Regions from separate parts of the Homo sapiens genome. Here regions 2 and 3 are each linked to region 1. Evidence: chromatin contacts called from ENCODE Hi-C or POLR2A ChIA-PET data. All regions are on one chromosome and are shown on one strand. Each heading gives the region's core, a stretch centred on a gene start or an enhancer-like site at or near the end of the contact. The rest is flanking DNA. Distances are from core to core; before and after follow the strand shown.

The links. Hi-C counts contacts between places; a loop is a spot of excess contacts on that map. ChIA-PET counts read pairs that join two places held with the same protein, here RNA polymerase II (POLR2A). Pooled maps may share reads with other maps.
Region 2: a loop to region 1 is called in a pooled map, with 3 times the contacts of the local background. The contact joins the promoter of GPR84-AS1 here to the promoter of CISTR in region 1. A Hi-C loop is called at or near these places in 2 of 37 single-sample maps with no recorded cell type and 4 of 50 pooled maps. POLR2A ChIA-PET finds 5 or more read pairs at or near these places in 1 of 52 experiments (naive thymus-derived CD8-positive, alpha-beta T cell).
Region 3: a map of OCI-LY7 shows a loop between it and region 1 (8-fold over the local background). The contact joins the promoter of ITGB7 here to the promoter of CISTR in region 1. A Hi-C loop is called at or near these places in 1 of 168 maps with a recorded cell type or tissue (OCI-LY7), 3 of 37 single-sample maps with no recorded cell type and 4 of 50 pooled maps.

What each region holds. Positions count from the first base shown.
Region 1 is chr12:53,748,560-53,753,598 of GRCh38, forward strand. CISTR (chondrogenesis-associated transcript) reads right to left here and starts at 3,420. Exons shown (of 3, transcript NR_186108.1): 1 at 3,215-3,420; 2 at 1,758-2,406. The region is part of intron 1 of LOC105378250 (a long non-coding RNA gene); the gene reads left to right. RefSeq lists enhancers at 1-234, 1,795-2,383 and a silencer at 3,000-3,269.
Region 2 is chr12:54,351,386-54,356,424 of GRCh38, forward strand. It overlaps GPR84-AS1 (GPR84, ZNF385A, ITGA5 and GTSF1 antisense RNA 1), which reads left to right and starts at 2,306. Exons shown (of 4, transcript NR_120487.1): 1 at 2,306-2,511. It overlaps COPZ1 (coat protein complex I subunit zeta 1), which reads left to right. Exons shown (of 9, transcript NM_016057.3): 9 at 1-461. It also overlaps a transcript of GPR84 not described here.
Region 3 is chr12:53,204,110-53,209,148 of GRCh38, forward strand. ITGB7 (integrin subunit beta 7) reads right to left here and starts at 3,142. Exons shown (of 16, transcript NM_000889.3): 1 at 3,093-3,142. RefSeq lists an enhancer at 1,182-1,271.

The DNA of each region.
Region 1 (5,039 bases), core at 2,170-4,669:
TCCAGAGAGCAGACAGAAAGATCGAAGACTCACACAAGGCCAGAGCCACCCAGAAACCAGCCATAGCAGAGCAGTCACGGACACAGAGGCATGAGAAGGTCCCAGGCCCAGGGAGAAACTGAAAGCCATGTACCCCGAGCCAAAGGCACACTGACCCAGGGCCAGGACCAGGGCCAGGGCCAGGGCCGATAATATACCAGAATGTATCAGTAGACTGAGAGAAGCAGAGAAGGGGAGGGAGAAGATGGGTTTCCAAGGAGAAAGGAAATGAGAGTGATGGTGGGGAGGCAGTAAGAAGGGTCAGGTAGAGGTTGCAGGGGGTGAGATGGGGATTCTGGGTTGAGGGCTCTGCTGGCCTTCCAGGGCCTGGGACTCAGGTGGGCGGGGAGGCCTATATGTGTGAGTGTGTATGGGTGTGTGTGTGTTGTGTGTGTGTGTGAGCAGGAACCTGGCAATTCCAAGCTCTTCAAAATGCCAGAGTTGTCTGGTGCTGAACCAGACAGCCACACACCCTCCCTCTGCATGGACAGCTTGGAGCAGTTATGGTGGGGTGTAGGGGAGAGAACAGAAGAAAGATGGAAGTTAGAGAAAGACTGAGAAAGAAAAAGAATGGCAGAGCCCCAGCAGAGATCAAGGGGAGAGAAAATGATATTGAAAAAGGGAGTAGAGAAATTGGCAGAGGACAGTCAGAGAAAGACAGAGGTGGAGAAAGAAATATGATGGAGGCAAGAAGTGTGTGTGTGTGTGTGTATATATATATATAAAAGACAGGGAGCAGAGAGTGCCTCTAACTGCAGGAGGGCGAGAGGGGCACGGAGAGAGAGGGGGCTGTTGAGAGGGAGGCAGACTAAGGGGAAATGGGGAGGGAAGGCAGGCAGGGCACCTATCTACCTGGAGATGCTGGGCTGGAATCAACCCAGCATCATGTTTACCTGATGAAACAACCCTGCAGTGAGTTGGGGAGGCAATCAATGAGTTTTTCTTTCTTTCTTTTTTTTTAGGGTGACCCTGTCATTTTCTTTAAGTACAAAGAACCTATTCCAATGCATGCTATCTCCTTTAACATAGCAGGTTTCAGCAACTGCTGCAGGTGCCTGGGTCATTCCTGGCAATTTCTCTTTGGGGATCACCTTTAGAGCCTGCAGTATAGCTCTGAGCATCTGCACCAGAGGCAAATTTGTATCCTTTAGGGGTAGATCTAATTTTTGAAAACAGCCTAAGTGTTAGCAATCAAGGCTGGAGAGTCAGGTGAGGACCCAGCTGGGGAGCAGTATTTCCAGTTAAAAAGAAGGTGAAAATGGGAAGACATAGAGGAGGGTGTGCCCTCCTCCAAAGTGGCTCTGAAAGGCAATCCTGAAGGGGAACCTTGCAAGATATGACAGAAGGAGATCTTCCAGTGGCTGCTTGAGGGCCAGTTTCATTTTTCTGTCTATTAAAACTGGGCAGTAATGTTCCCAGGAGCATTCACAACCTGGCACTGGAGGGATGAGGCCTGGCATCTGATGATCTTGGGCACAGTGGTGCTGGCCTTGGGGATCTTACAGTCATCCTCCCTGCCAACATTATGTTTATAGGTGCAAAGTTACCCCGTTGACATTCACCACAGCAAAGATCAACAAGTGCAAATGACTAGGGCAAATTCAGAATCCAAGCCAGTTAGTTCATCAGGGAAGGCTGCTAGGAGTGGGGGAGTTAGAGAGGTGTGCAAAGAGAAACCCAACAGGGCATGCAATAGATTAGGAGAAGAGCAGGAGTACCTCTGGCTGATGGTGCTGAGGCAGGTGAGCAAACCACAAATGAGGCTGTGGACAGCTTTGCTAGCCTGGAGCAACGAGCTGGATTCAGGAACCAGCATGAAGGGGAATGGAAGGGGGCAGGTTTTGAAGTCAGGCTGGGTGATCTGAATTTGCTGAGAGAAACTGGGGCCCAATGGGGATGCACTAACGTGTCAGGTAGAGTGTGTGAGTGTGTGTGTGTGTGCACTCACACTTGTCTGGATAGGTGTGTACTTAAGTTTGCATGTTTTTTTCTGTGTGCGTGTGTAGGGGCATATACATCCAGGTGGCTTTGTGCCATGTGGCTTTGTACCCCAGGCTCTTGTCTATCCATCTGTGTGACTGGCATGTGGCTATGCCTGAATGCGTTTGTTCATTTGTGTGTTTCCATGTGGTCATGTGCGAATGGTATCTCAGTTGCTTTTTGTGTATTTTACTTGGCTACGTGTGGCGAAGGGCAGCGTGTGTGTTTTGCGCGCGTGTGTGTGTGCGTGCTCGTGTCTGCAGGAGGAGTGGGGCCGGCAGGGAGCCCTGGCTACCCAAGCATTGCCGTCTGTCTCTCTCCCTCCACTGGCTCCATCTGCCGTCGCTGAGGTCGTGACAAGGAGGCAAACAGCAAAACGGCAAACAGCTACGGCGGGAGAAACAAGAACATTGTAAGCCCCGCGCAGACTGTCCCTGTGGAGGAGAAAGGCACATGAGCAGCCAAAGGGACGGACACTCACACACACACACACGCACACACTCACTCCTGCGCACACAGGCTGCTCCGCGGACACGCTTCACGGAGCAGGTGTGCCCACGCGCAATACCCTCCTGGCCCACAGGCCTCCGCACGCACAGGACACACACACACACTCTCTCCTGGCCTCCCTCCCGCCGCCCCTCCTCTGAGCCCTGCGGCCCGGCCTTCCGCACCTCCCAACGCCTGCAGGGGTTGGGGGCGCTGGGGCTCGGGGCGCTCACTCGGACCTCGGAGCCAATCGCCAGAGATCTAATGGCTCCTTTGGCAGTGGGAAGGGGTGTGCGTGGGTGTCCTCTCCTTCACTCTTTCCCCAGCCCTGTCGCCTCCCACCCCCCTTCCGGCCGCGGCAGTTTCCGAAATCGCCCGGCGGCCGCGAATTCATTAGTGGGGGGCGGATGTAAACGCAGCGCGGTGGAACGTTTTAATTAGGCCTGAACAATAAACAAGCTAAACGAGGCGCGCAGGACTCCCTGGTGGGCCCTCAGCCTCCTCCGCGCGGCGCGGACTCATTACGGCTGCAGCCAATTTCATGCCAGCGCCGAGCACTGGCTGGGCCGGGAGTGGGGTCGGGGGTGCGTGCGGGTGCGATCCGGGCCTGCAGGGTGCGGAGCGGGGGCGTCCCGGGGCGAGGGCAGCGGGCCGGTTCCCGCCCGCCCGGGGCCGCGGCTTCCGCATTTCTGCACCATCCACCTGCCTTTTTCAGTGTCCTTGAGATGACGCTCCCTCCCCACACCAGAGCGGCCGGCTGGAGAGTCTAGCTTGCTTTTTAGGGTCTCTCTCCCGCCTCTTTTCCTCCCCCGCTCCCTCTCTCCTTGCGGCTGACTCCAGCTCCCCCTCGGTGCCCGTAACCCTCCTTTCCTCTTTTTGCCGCAGTCTCCGTCTCTCTTCCACAGGGTCTCTCCCTCCCCCTCTCCCCGTGGTTGTCAGACTTTCTCCTGGACTTTCTCCGCCCCGCACCGCCCGCCCCGGATGCCGAGCGTGGTAGACTCTGCAGCCGGGCTCCTCGCTGCCCGCTGGCGCTGCCTACACCCCCTTGGGCTCCCCTCCAAGGTCCCCTCCGCTCGCCCCTCTCTGCCCGCTGCCGCCGCCGCCGCCGCCTTCCAGGCCTCTCTCCACCCTCTGTCTCTTTCTGCCTGGGTTCTTCCTTTGGGCCGTCTACCCTCGGGTTTCAGGTTGGGCATTGCTCCCGCACCCTACTAATTGGGGCTCTTCTGGACCGATCCAACCAGCGAAGTCGAATTTGGCTCGTGTCCTTCTCTCCCTTTTTTGCGAAGCTGCAGACACTGCTTGCTGGCCCTCCGGCTCTGCCGGGACTTCCCTGGTTCTAGGTGGCGGTGGGTCTGTGGCTAAGTTTGAATCCCAGCCCTGGGCCTCACCATGTGAGTCTTAACCTGGGCTTGCTCAGCTGTAAAATGTAGGAAATAATTTTAGGTGCTTCATGTTGTGGGAATTAGCGCTGTGATAACGAATGTAACATGCTTGGCACATGGGACTTAGTCTATTAGCTCTTCCCTTCTGCCTTTCCTCAATCTGCTCCTCTCCCTAGCCTGGAGCTTTCTTAAAGGGTTTTGAGGAGAGAAAAACCAAGGTCACAGACTTTATAGGCCCCCCAAAATTGAATATCAGAAATTGTAAATGGTTCAACCTAACAAATGCACTAGGCTCTGATTGCAAGAAGTGCTGCTGAGTGTGTACAAGAAGGGAGGACCGGGATTGGACTGAACTGCAGAACAAAGGAAACCATGTGGACTGGCACACTGGACTGAGCAAATTAAAACCTAAGGGACACGTCAACCCGCATTAGTCCTGCCTCAGCAGTATGGCTGCCCTCTTAGGGCTGCAGAGTCATGGGACTGTGTCCTCTTGGGGGCTGCAGTGGATCTAGGAGTCCAGCTCCCCCAAGACTCCTGCACCAAGGCAGGAACCAGACTCCTAGAACCTCATACCATCATACTTCTCTCCCATCTATACATCACACACACACACACACACACACACACACACACACACAGAGAGAGACACACGTGTCCTTTGAGATTTTTAAAGGAAAATTACAAAGTGTGGGCCTGGAATTCTGTCTCTGCTTCAGTTTCTTTCCCTAGTTCCCTCCTGACTCCTAAGAAGCAGAATCAGCGAGTCGCACACCTTCCCCTGTGTGTGCTGCCCATTGTATTGGGCACTGAGGGGAGATCCAGAGGGAGGAGCACAAATCCTGCCCTGCTGGAACTCCTAGGCTCATGGTAAGATGAGGCTGGTCGTCAAGACCAACCAAGAGGCATGGAGCTCTGGGCATGCCCTCAACAAAGGCTTATCAGTTGAGTTGGTCAGGAGCAGCTGGAACAAGTCCTGTGACTCTGGCACTGGGGAGACCAGGAATGACCAAACAAGAAAGGGTGGAGGAAGATCTGAAGGAAGTCTAGGAGGGTTCCTAGAGGATAGGGAGAATGGTATTCATTTAGTTAGCAGGGAGCAGCAAAACTGAAAGAAGAGAACTAGCAAGTTAGAGCTCTCAGTGAAGT
Region 2 (5,039 bases), core at 1,056-3,555, 600 kb after region 1:
TTGGGCCTCTAGGCTGTCTCTGTCCCCTCAGCTCCCCGACATGCATTTACTCTCTGCCGTGGGTCTGCAGTCGCTGCAACCTACCCTCTCTCTGCCTCAGCCTTACACCCAAGCAGTAGGTCTGTGCTCTCCCTGTCTCTAGGTCGCTGAGAGAGGTGCTTTTCTTCATAAAACCTTTGGGGTTTGGATTTCCCCAGGAAGATGGAGAATGGAATACTCACTCTTGGGTCTAATCTTTCCCCTTGACCCAGAACTTCCTCCCCACAAAAATGCCTTTAAAAACCTTCCTGAGACTTAAGCATTCTGCCCCACTTACTAACTGCCAGTTCTCCAGCACTGAGGTGGGGCAGATAACGGGGCATATTTAAGGGGGCATCTTTGTGTAAAAGATGCATGGAGTCAGGAGAAAACCACCTTCATAAACTGCTCTGTGCAAAGAGGAATAAAACATTTTTTCCAAACTGCCTTTGTGTGATGTTTCTGTTTCTCTTCCTCTCTTTTTGGCAGCTACTCCTGTTCCTCCAGCCCCCCGTCATTCCCCATCTTATAATATTTCTTCCCTCCTACCTCAGAGACTCCTAGCAGTGCCCCCCCATCCCTAATTTACGGGGCTGTTTGCCTCCTTGGCATCTCTCCGTCCCCTCGCCTGGAAATTGGCGCCAGGGGTGGGGTGGGGATGGTATTTTCTCAGTGGGAGTCCCAGGGAACTGAGTTCTTCCCCCATCACCCCCAAAGCCAGCTGCCTGCTCCCGCCTCAGCCATTAGTAACCCAGAGACGCGCACCTGCGTGGGGGCTCTTCTCCAGCCCTTGCTCACTTCCTGCACCTCCCACTCCTGCTCTGAAACGGCGCTGAGCGGGTTATTTATCGGAGCCAGCGCTGCTCCAGAAGGTCAGGACGGTGGTGTAAATAACCTCTTCTCGCCATTTCCCCGTCCCTCCAGAGCCTGCTCCCCTCCCCCTCCTCCACCTTTATTCGCACAAATGAATGTGGCTGGGCTGGCGCAGCGCCTGGCCCTGCATCTTAATGGGGCGGTGAGCTCACAAGATGGATTTAGCTGGGGGTTTTATGGTTGCCGCGGCGACAGAATGCTTTGGTTTTCTTTCCCCCTTCCTCTGCAGGATTTTTAAGGAGGGGGGAGTGTGGGGAGCCTCTTCTCCACTGCAGTTTGAAGGGTCTCCTCAGTCACCTCTGCCGCTCATAAAATGGACCTGCAATTCCAGGATTAAGCAAGGGAGACCAAATTAGTATCTCAGATGGGAAAGGATGGGGGAAGGAAGGTAGCAGGAATGGGGAGAGTCTCTCCAGCATCAGAACATGAAACCCAGAGTTTTCCAGTCTTGCCTGCTCTTCTGTGAAAACCTGACAATTAAGCTCAACAACTATGGGGCACCTGTGCATGGGATACTCCTCAGCAGGTAGAAAAGAAAAATACCTGGGTGTACCACGTCTGCCAACAGTCCTGCATTGAAAGTTGGAGTGCAAGAGTTTGGATAAAGACTAGGTACTTCTTTTGTCTTTGCCTGTCTGAGCTGGGGAAAAGCAATACTCAGCCTTAACATCCTAATCTTCCTACTCACCACACAGCATTGACCTGGGGGAGGGGCAGTGTCAGTGCCAGAGCTGGGTGGTGGTGATCTGTGATGGTGTGGAGTTCTATCCAGTTCTCAAACTTGGAATTCTCTGAGCTTCAGTTTCCCCAGCCTGGTCTGGGTTAAACTCCTGCCTTCTGTTTTCCAGCATGAATGGAACTTTGGTGCCCTGGCCTACCCAGTCTTTTGGCCAGCAATTTTTTTTCAGGGCTATGAGTAAACACATCCCCAAGCACTGACTGAAGCAGAGCCTGGGAGCAGGGTCTGATTATTTCTTTTCCTTGGTTTCTTTCTGTCTGTAAGCCTCTGTCTTTCTGTTTGTGAGCCTTTCCCTCTTTCCCAGGGAATGCTGGGAGGCCCCTCCTCCCCTCTCCCCCTTCCTCCCCTTTGGCTGGGAAAGTGGCTACAGCCTGAACAGTGCCAGACACCTGCCTGCCAGATGTGGCGATTCCCCATTCTTCCCCCCACCCCCCTATGTCTATTCTTTCCCTACCCCACTGAGCTCAGGCAGAGGGAGCCCCCCAACAGGGTGATTTACTGCTGCTGCCTCTGTTCCTCAAGTGCCCTCCTCCACTCCTCTCCCTCTCCCTCCCCCTGATGCCCATGCCCCCTCTTTTCCCACAATGTTCTGCAGCTACCTTCTTGGTACAGCCTCCTCCCACTCCTACTCCAGAGTGCTAGGCTATGTAAACTCCAGCTCCTGGACTAGAGAGTGAATGCATGGGGCAAAGGTGATTAGCCTTCTGTTTCACCCATGGGAGAGTACATCAGCAACAGGGCTGAGGACAGGGGCAGCCAGAGCTGATGTCATTCTCACTGGGGGAGGAAGAGAGGTGACAGAGTGGAGGAGGTGAATGGGGAAGGAACCAACACTCCAAGACTGTCTGGAGAGGAGAAAAAGGTCTCTGAGAACTTCCTAGGTAGGTGACAGAGAGTCCAGAATTGTGGATGCCTGGTGGACATCACATCTTTCTGGCTGAGCCTCCAGACCTTGTCTTTGAACCTGTATCTCAATATGACTTAAGAGATGCCCCTCAGCTCCTCCCCTTCACACTGACCCAAAACACACAGAGAGAACTTTAAGTCCGCACCCTTCTCTCTTTAGTGTTTGTCATTCTGTGTCTTTTCTTTTCTCTTTTCTTTTTTTTTTTTTTTTGAGACAGGGTCTCACTCTGTCACCCAGGCTGGAGTGCAGTGGCATGATCGTAGGTCACTGCAGTCTCGACCTCCCTGGGCTCAGGTGATCCCGCCACCTCAGCCTCTTGAGTAGCTGGGACTACAGGTGTGTGCCACCATGCCTGACTAACTTTTTGTATTTTTTATAGAGACGATGTTTTGCCATATTGCCCAGGCTGGTCTTGAACTCCTGGGCTCAAGTGATCCACCTGCCTTGGCCTCCCAAAGTGGTGGGATTACAGGCATGAGCCACTGCACCCGGCCTGGTGTCCTTTTTTGTTTGTTTGTTTGTTTGTTTGAGATGGAGTCTTGCTCTGTTGCCCAGGCTGGAGTGCAGTGGTGCAATCTTGTCTCACTGCAACCTCCGCCTCCCGGGTTCAAGCGATTCTCTTGCCTCAGCCTCCCGAGTAGCTGGGATCACAGGCATGTGCCACTATGCCTAGCTTTTTTTTTTTTTTTTTTTGTATTTTTTAGTAGAGACAGGATTTCACCACGTTGGCCAGGCTGGTCTCCAACTTCTGACCTCTGGTGATCCGCCCGCCTCGGCCTCCCAGAGTGCTGGGATTATAGGTGTGAGCCACCATGCCCGGCCTATGCCTTTTCTTTTTCAATCTCTTCCCTCTCATTTCACCCTACCTCCCTTAGTTGTGCTTCTCTTTCTGGTCACCTTCTGCCCACCCTGCCCTTCCGTGCCATATCATAACCCAGTATGATTCCCAGACCTCCCACTAAAGCAGGGACTCATTCAGAGCCTCTTTTCTCCTTTCCATCTATTCTTGGAATCTTAACTCCCAAAGGTATCCTCTGGGTCAGAACAGGGTTCTGAGGTGGGACTGAGGTAGGAGGGATGGCTGGGCTGAAGAGTGGCAGAAACAGGACAGATGGAGCAGCGTCCAAAGAATTTGGGGAGGGGCGAGAGGGAGACAAGAAGATGGAAAGAAACAAAATGAGAGAGAAAAAGTGATTGAGAGACCGAGGCAGAGGCTGAGAGACGGTGAGAATAACAAACTGGGAGAATGAGAGACACAAAGAAGGAAGGCAAGACTGGGAGCAGAGAAAAAGAATAGAGTTGGAAACAGGAAAGTCATAGCAAGAGAAGGCCACTAGGGAGGGGCCAGGCAAAGGGCAGCCTGGCTCTCCGGGGCTCCCTCATGCCATAAGTCCTGTGTGTGTGAGTGTGTGTGTGTGTGTGTGTGTGTGTGCGCATGGCACATTTGCACAGGGGTCTGCGGTATGGATAGGATGATTTCCACAATATTTTTCCACTTCTTTCAGCAGTCTCTTTCCTTGAGGCACCCCATACTAGCCCCCCATCTCCCAGTATTCCAGATGCTCAAGGGACCATTCCAAAGGTATTTCCACAACTCGGCAATCCTGGCTTTCTCACTTGGAATGCAGGCCTGCTGGAATGTCCAGGATCTGTAGAATGAAGAGCCCCATCCCCTCACTGCCCACCCCCCATGCCTGCCCACCAGCTGCTCCTGTCTATCTTCTCCCCATTCTCCTTGTATCTCCCCTTCCTCCACACTGACCCCTCCCCCAGCTCTGACCCCCAGCCTGCCTGGGGCCTGGGTCAGAGGGGAGACAAAGACAGGATTTATCACCAGTATTGAGAAGTAGCCAGAGACCAGGGCTGAGGGCAATGGCTGACCTCCTTCAGATAGGAGGGAGCACTAGGCCGGATGCCGGGAGGCTGGAAGGCTGGGTTCCAGTGGCTGCTGCTCACAACCCCATTTTCCCACTCCAGCTTTCCTCTCTCCCTTGTCTCTGAAGACTTGGAAAACAGAGAAGAGTATGACCCTGAGGTGATTTTAGGCCTCTGAAGGAAAACCTGGGAGAAAGGAAGAGATGAGATTGATATCTTAGGGTTATTCTTTTATGGATATGGAAGAGGATTTGGAAACTAGAGGCAATCAGGCACCAACTGTTTCCAGGGCTGGGAAAGAGTTCAGGCCTAATACTGCAACAGATGAGAGGGACTGTCCTCTAATATAGAGAGGGACTTCTCAAGAACAGGCCCTGGTTGCCAGTAGGAAAGGAAATAGGGGTGATTATGGGTCCTGAAAGGTGGGAGAAACAGTCTCACCTGAAGAAAGAAGAAAGAAATGAAATTTACCAAGGGCTAATTCTAGCTCTAGCCCCTCTGAAAAAGTCTTCTTCCCTAAGATCCCCAACTCCCTCCTGAGAGGTACAAGGAGCAGCTGGTCCTTTACAGTAAATACACTATTGGCCCGAAATTGTCTCTACTCAGCAGACAGGGTGTGTGCTTGAG
Region 3 (5,039 bases), core at 1,892-4,391, 540 kb before region 1:
TGGCTCACGACTGTAATCCCAGCACTTTGGGAGGCCGAGGCGGGTGGATCACTTGAGATCAGGAGTTCAAAACCAGCCATACCAACATGGTGAAACCCCATATCTACTAAAAATACAAAAATTATCCAGGCATGGTGGTGGTCTCCTGTAACCCTAGCTACTTGGGAGGCTGAGGCAGGAAAATCGCTTGAACCCAGGAGGCGGAGGTTGCAGTGAGCCGAGATTGTGCCATTTCATTCCAGCCTGGGCAACAAGAGCAAAACTCGGTCTCAAAAAAAAAAAAAAAATGAAGTACTGATACATACATGCTACAACATGGATGAACCTTGAAAACATGCTCAGTGAACAAAACCATTCATGAAAGGTCACATATTGTATGATTCCACATATGGAACATATCCAAACTAGAAAAATCCACAGAGACAGAAGGTAGATTAGTGGTTACCAGAGCTTGGGAGAAGGGGAAGTGGGGAATGACTGCTTAATGGGCAGTTTCATTTTAGGGTGATGAATAAGTTCTGGAATTAGTGAATGTACTTAATGCCACTGAATTGTACACTTAAAAGGGGTAAAAATGATAAATGTTTGTGTATCTTACCATTTTAAAAATCAAAAAGTTAAATAAGATGGTGAGAAATCTCCTACTCCATATGCCATACCCAGTTCCCACACCTACCCTAAATAAATATCATTTACTACTATCTTTGTTTCTTTTTTCTTTACCTTTTTTTTTTTTTTTTTTTTGGCAGAGTCCCACTCTGTCGACCAGGCTGGAATGCAGTGGCGTGATGTACAACCTCTGCCTCCTGGGTTCAAGTGAGTCGTGTGCCTCATCCTCCTGAGTAGCTGGGATTACAGGTGTGAGCCACCACACCCAGCTAATTTTTGTGTTTTTAGTAGAGACAGAGTTTCACTATGTTGGCCAGGCTGGTCTCGAACCCCTGACTTCAAGTGATCCACCCACCTCGGCCTCCCAAAGTGCTGGAATTACAGGCATGAGCCACTGTGCCTGGCCTTAAATTGTTTCTAGTTCCCTATGACAAATAATGCTGAAATGAAAAGTAATGTATGTATTTATTTATTTATTCATTTGAGAGATAGGGTCTTGCTCTGTCACCCGGCTGTAGTGTACTGGTGCAATCATGGCTCACTGCTGCCTTGACCTTGCCGGCTCAATTGATCCTTCCACCTCAGCCTCCCGAGTAGCTGGTACTACAGGCGCATGCTACCATGTCTGGCTAATTATTTTTGTATTATTTTGCAGAGATGGGGCTTCCCCATGTTGCCCAGGCTGGTCTAGAACTCCTGAGCTCAAGCGACCCACCTGCCTCGGCCTCCCAAATTGCCGTGATTACAGGCGTGAGCCATCACCCCCAGCCAAATGTCATGTATTTATCATTTCACACGTCTGCAACTGAATCTGTAGGATAAATCCCTAGCAGAGGACGTGCAGGATAACTAGATAGGTATCATTTGTAATACTGGTGTGTATTTCATCTACATTCTCATGCTAAGAAATATATATATATAGGTGGGTATTGCCAACATAAACTCTTCAGGACTTGTACTGGTCCACATTCCCATCAGCAATGTATGAGAAAGGCCAACTAACTCCTTGTCATAAACCATTTGCATCTTCTTCAGCCTGGGCCCAGAGTCAGGTCCAGATACTCTGCACAGAGTGTGGGAAAGGGGTGGGGTGTTGAGTCCTTGAATGTCCTGGTCCTGCTCCCCACCACCTGTGACCTCAGGCGCCATATATAACGGAGCCTCCACCCCTCGGGGAGAGGCCAGTCCCAGCTCAGCCTCAGCGTAACCTCAGCCCTGCTTGCTCTGCATGCCTGTGGTCAGGGAGGCTGGAGATGCTGCAACCCAAAGCCGGGTTTTGACTCATCTCTCACAAGTGGAGCCCCGGCTGCCGCATAGGTTTTTCAGAGACCTTAGGCCCACTCATCTCCCCTTAAAGGGGGCCCTGGGACTTCCTGGACAGCCCTTTCCTACCTTTCTTTCCAATTATCCTCTCTTCTCCCCTCCTTGAGAATACATGTTCTGCCACCTATTTCTCTGTCTGCTTCTCTGTCTCTCTCTGGCTCCTTTCATTTCAAAACTTCTATTGCATCTCTCTGCTGCTTTTCTCTGCTCCACTTCTTCATAGGGCTATTTTACTTCCTTTTCCCCTCTGTTCCTAACTATAGAATGGCTGAATCTACTACTCCATCCCACTCTTTTTACAAATGGAAACCTAAATTCCATGAGGCCAGGGTCACCCAGTGAACTAGGGGCAGGGCAGGACAGGGCAGGGCCAGGCCTCTGCTGTGCTTTCTCCTTTCCTCCCTCCAACCCAGGCACTATCTCCATCAAAAGTTGTGTTCTCTCCCCACTAGCCCTGGTGGGCTCTGCCTAATCCCATTTCTCTTTCCTTAGGGGTATTCTGCAGTCTTCCCTTCTCTCTCTGGGACCAAGTGGTTATTTCCATTTTTCTGGACTCCATTCTGACTCCAGTACACACCCTGTGACCCCCCTCAGCAGCTGAGAAACAGAGCCTCTTCCAAACCCATCCCTACCTTCCAAATCAAGCAGAACCCTCTGCTGCCCACTGGGAGTCACAAGGAGGGGACGGAACTGAGCTGCTGGGCCTCAGTGTCCCAGGACAGTGGAGTCTGTGACCAAGGTGCCGATTAGGAAGAAGTCTGAGCTGAAGGCAGAGCATTAGGGATAGCAGCTGGGGGTGATGTTGGAAGAACCCTCCCTCAGTATAATCGGTATACCTGCCCTACTTCGGTATAGTCCTTGGCACATGGCAGGCACTCAGATGACAGCACTCATATACATCCCTGCCTCCAGACCCACTCATGGGAAACTGATGCAGGAGAGATTGGGCTTTTGGAGAGGTGGAGGTGGGGGTACTGTGAAACTGGAGGAGGGAACCAGGTCAGGGGATCTTAGGAATGCAGAAAGGAGTTCAGAGCCTTTCTCAAGTCTGGACAGGACCCTCGGTATCCAGGTCAGAGCCCTCTTCCCAAGAGGTTGGGACCAGGTGGGCCAGAGCTTGTAAGGAGAGGAGGCAGAAGGGCTGGTGCCCTGGTACTCACAGGTGCGTGCAGAGCAGTCCTTCCTCTGGCGGCAGCAGCAGCCTTTGTGTACTGATCTGGGAGACGGCAGAGGAGGAAGTGACACTCCCCAGGGTGGGGAAGATTTGGGGTTGGTGGGGGTGACTGATCTAGAAGGTGGTGCAGATAGGGGTGGGGCTGAGCCAAGGGAGTGGACAATACAGAGATCTGGAAGAAAGAAGCCCATTTATTGAACCCCTGTCATGTGTTGAACGTAACATATTACAATTAACCCTCACAACAATCTCATAAGATAGGGGTTAATATTCCCCCAAGCCCCAATTTTACAGATGCAGAGATTGAGGCTTGGAAGCAGGAAATAAAGAATTTTGCCCAAGGTCCCACAGCTAGTAAGTAGCTAGTCTAGGATTTAAAAAAAAAAAAGAAAAAAGATTTTTATTTTAAATTTTTATTATTTTATTTTTTTTATTTTAATTTAATTTAACTTTTGAGACAGGGTCTTGCTCTGTTTCCCAGGCACAATCTCAGCTCACTGTCCCATGGCACAATCTCAGCTCACTGCAAACTCCGCCTCCCAGGTTCAAGCGATTCTCCTGCCTCAGCCTCCCGAATAGCTGGGATTACAGGGGTGCACTACCATGCCCAGCAACGTTTTATATTCTTAATAGAGACGGGGTTTCACCATGTTGGCCAGGCTGGTCTCAAACTCTTGACCTCAATTGATCTGCCCACCTCGGCCTCCCAAAGTGCTGGGATTACAGGTGTGGGCCACCATGCCCAGCCTGTTTTTTATTTTTGAGACAGGGTCTTGCTGTGTTGCCCAGGCTGGTCTGTAACTCCTGGACTCAAGCAATCCTCCCACTTTGGCCTCCTGAGTAGCTGGGATTACAGGCACACTCGGCTGGTCTGGGATTTAAATCCAGGTCTGCCTGCCTCCAAAATTCATGATCTCTCCATTTACTTATATAGGAAGGAACATGATAGGAGGGAATAGGGGCAGTAAGTACTGTAGAGAGGCCAGAAATTACAGACTTGTTCATTTTGAAAACCCAGGATACATTATATAAGTGTGCTTGACTACATAGGCTCTGGAGCCAAGTTGCTAGAGTTCAAATCCTGGCTCTACTACTTACTAGTAGTAAGGAGCTTAGCTGAGTTACTTAAACCTGCCTGCAGCTGTTTTCTCATCTGTCCAGCAAGACTCACAGGATTGTCGTGAGAATTAAAAGAGATAATTCATATCAATTGCCTACAAGACTACCTGGCACATACTAAGTAAGGGCTTGATAAGAGAATTAGTAGGGATGAGAAGTAGCAGAGGTGAGAAGTGAAGAGGCTTTGAGAAATTCAAGGTCCACACAACTGGAAACTTGGAAGAGAGAGGCATAGGGCCAGGCTCAGAGCATGTGATTGGGGAACCAGGAGCCAACACAGTAGTGGATCCTGGGAAAGGGGTGGAGGAGGTGAACTGGGAGAAGCAGAGAGTGCAGGAACAACAGCTGAAGCCAAGGCAAGGATGAAGCCCGTAGGGAGAGCAGGAAAATATTAATGGGATTTGCTCCTGGCCCATACAGATCACTAAGAGCTTTGAGAGGGAACTAGACATGAGGTCTGTGTTCACAGGTCGATCTCCCCTACCAGAAGGAGCACTCCTTGTAGGCAGGGACTGGCTCTACAAGGCTTCCCTGCTGGAGCCACCACACCTAGCCAAGTGCCCATCTTATAGTAGGTGCTCAATAAATGTCAGATGGATTGCAGAGGTGTAGCTGCTAGGAGGGGACAATTGGAGAGGAGGGGCTCTTTCTCTGGGTGGGCTTGGCTGGCCTCAGGCTATGGGATAGCCAGGACCTATACCCTTCCCCCACAACCAGGGGTTACCACGGCAATGACCCTCCTTCCCCACAGGCCCTGTGGTTTCCTCTAGAGCTTCTTTCACTTTCTTCTTCTGCTTTCCGCCCTCCACTCTTC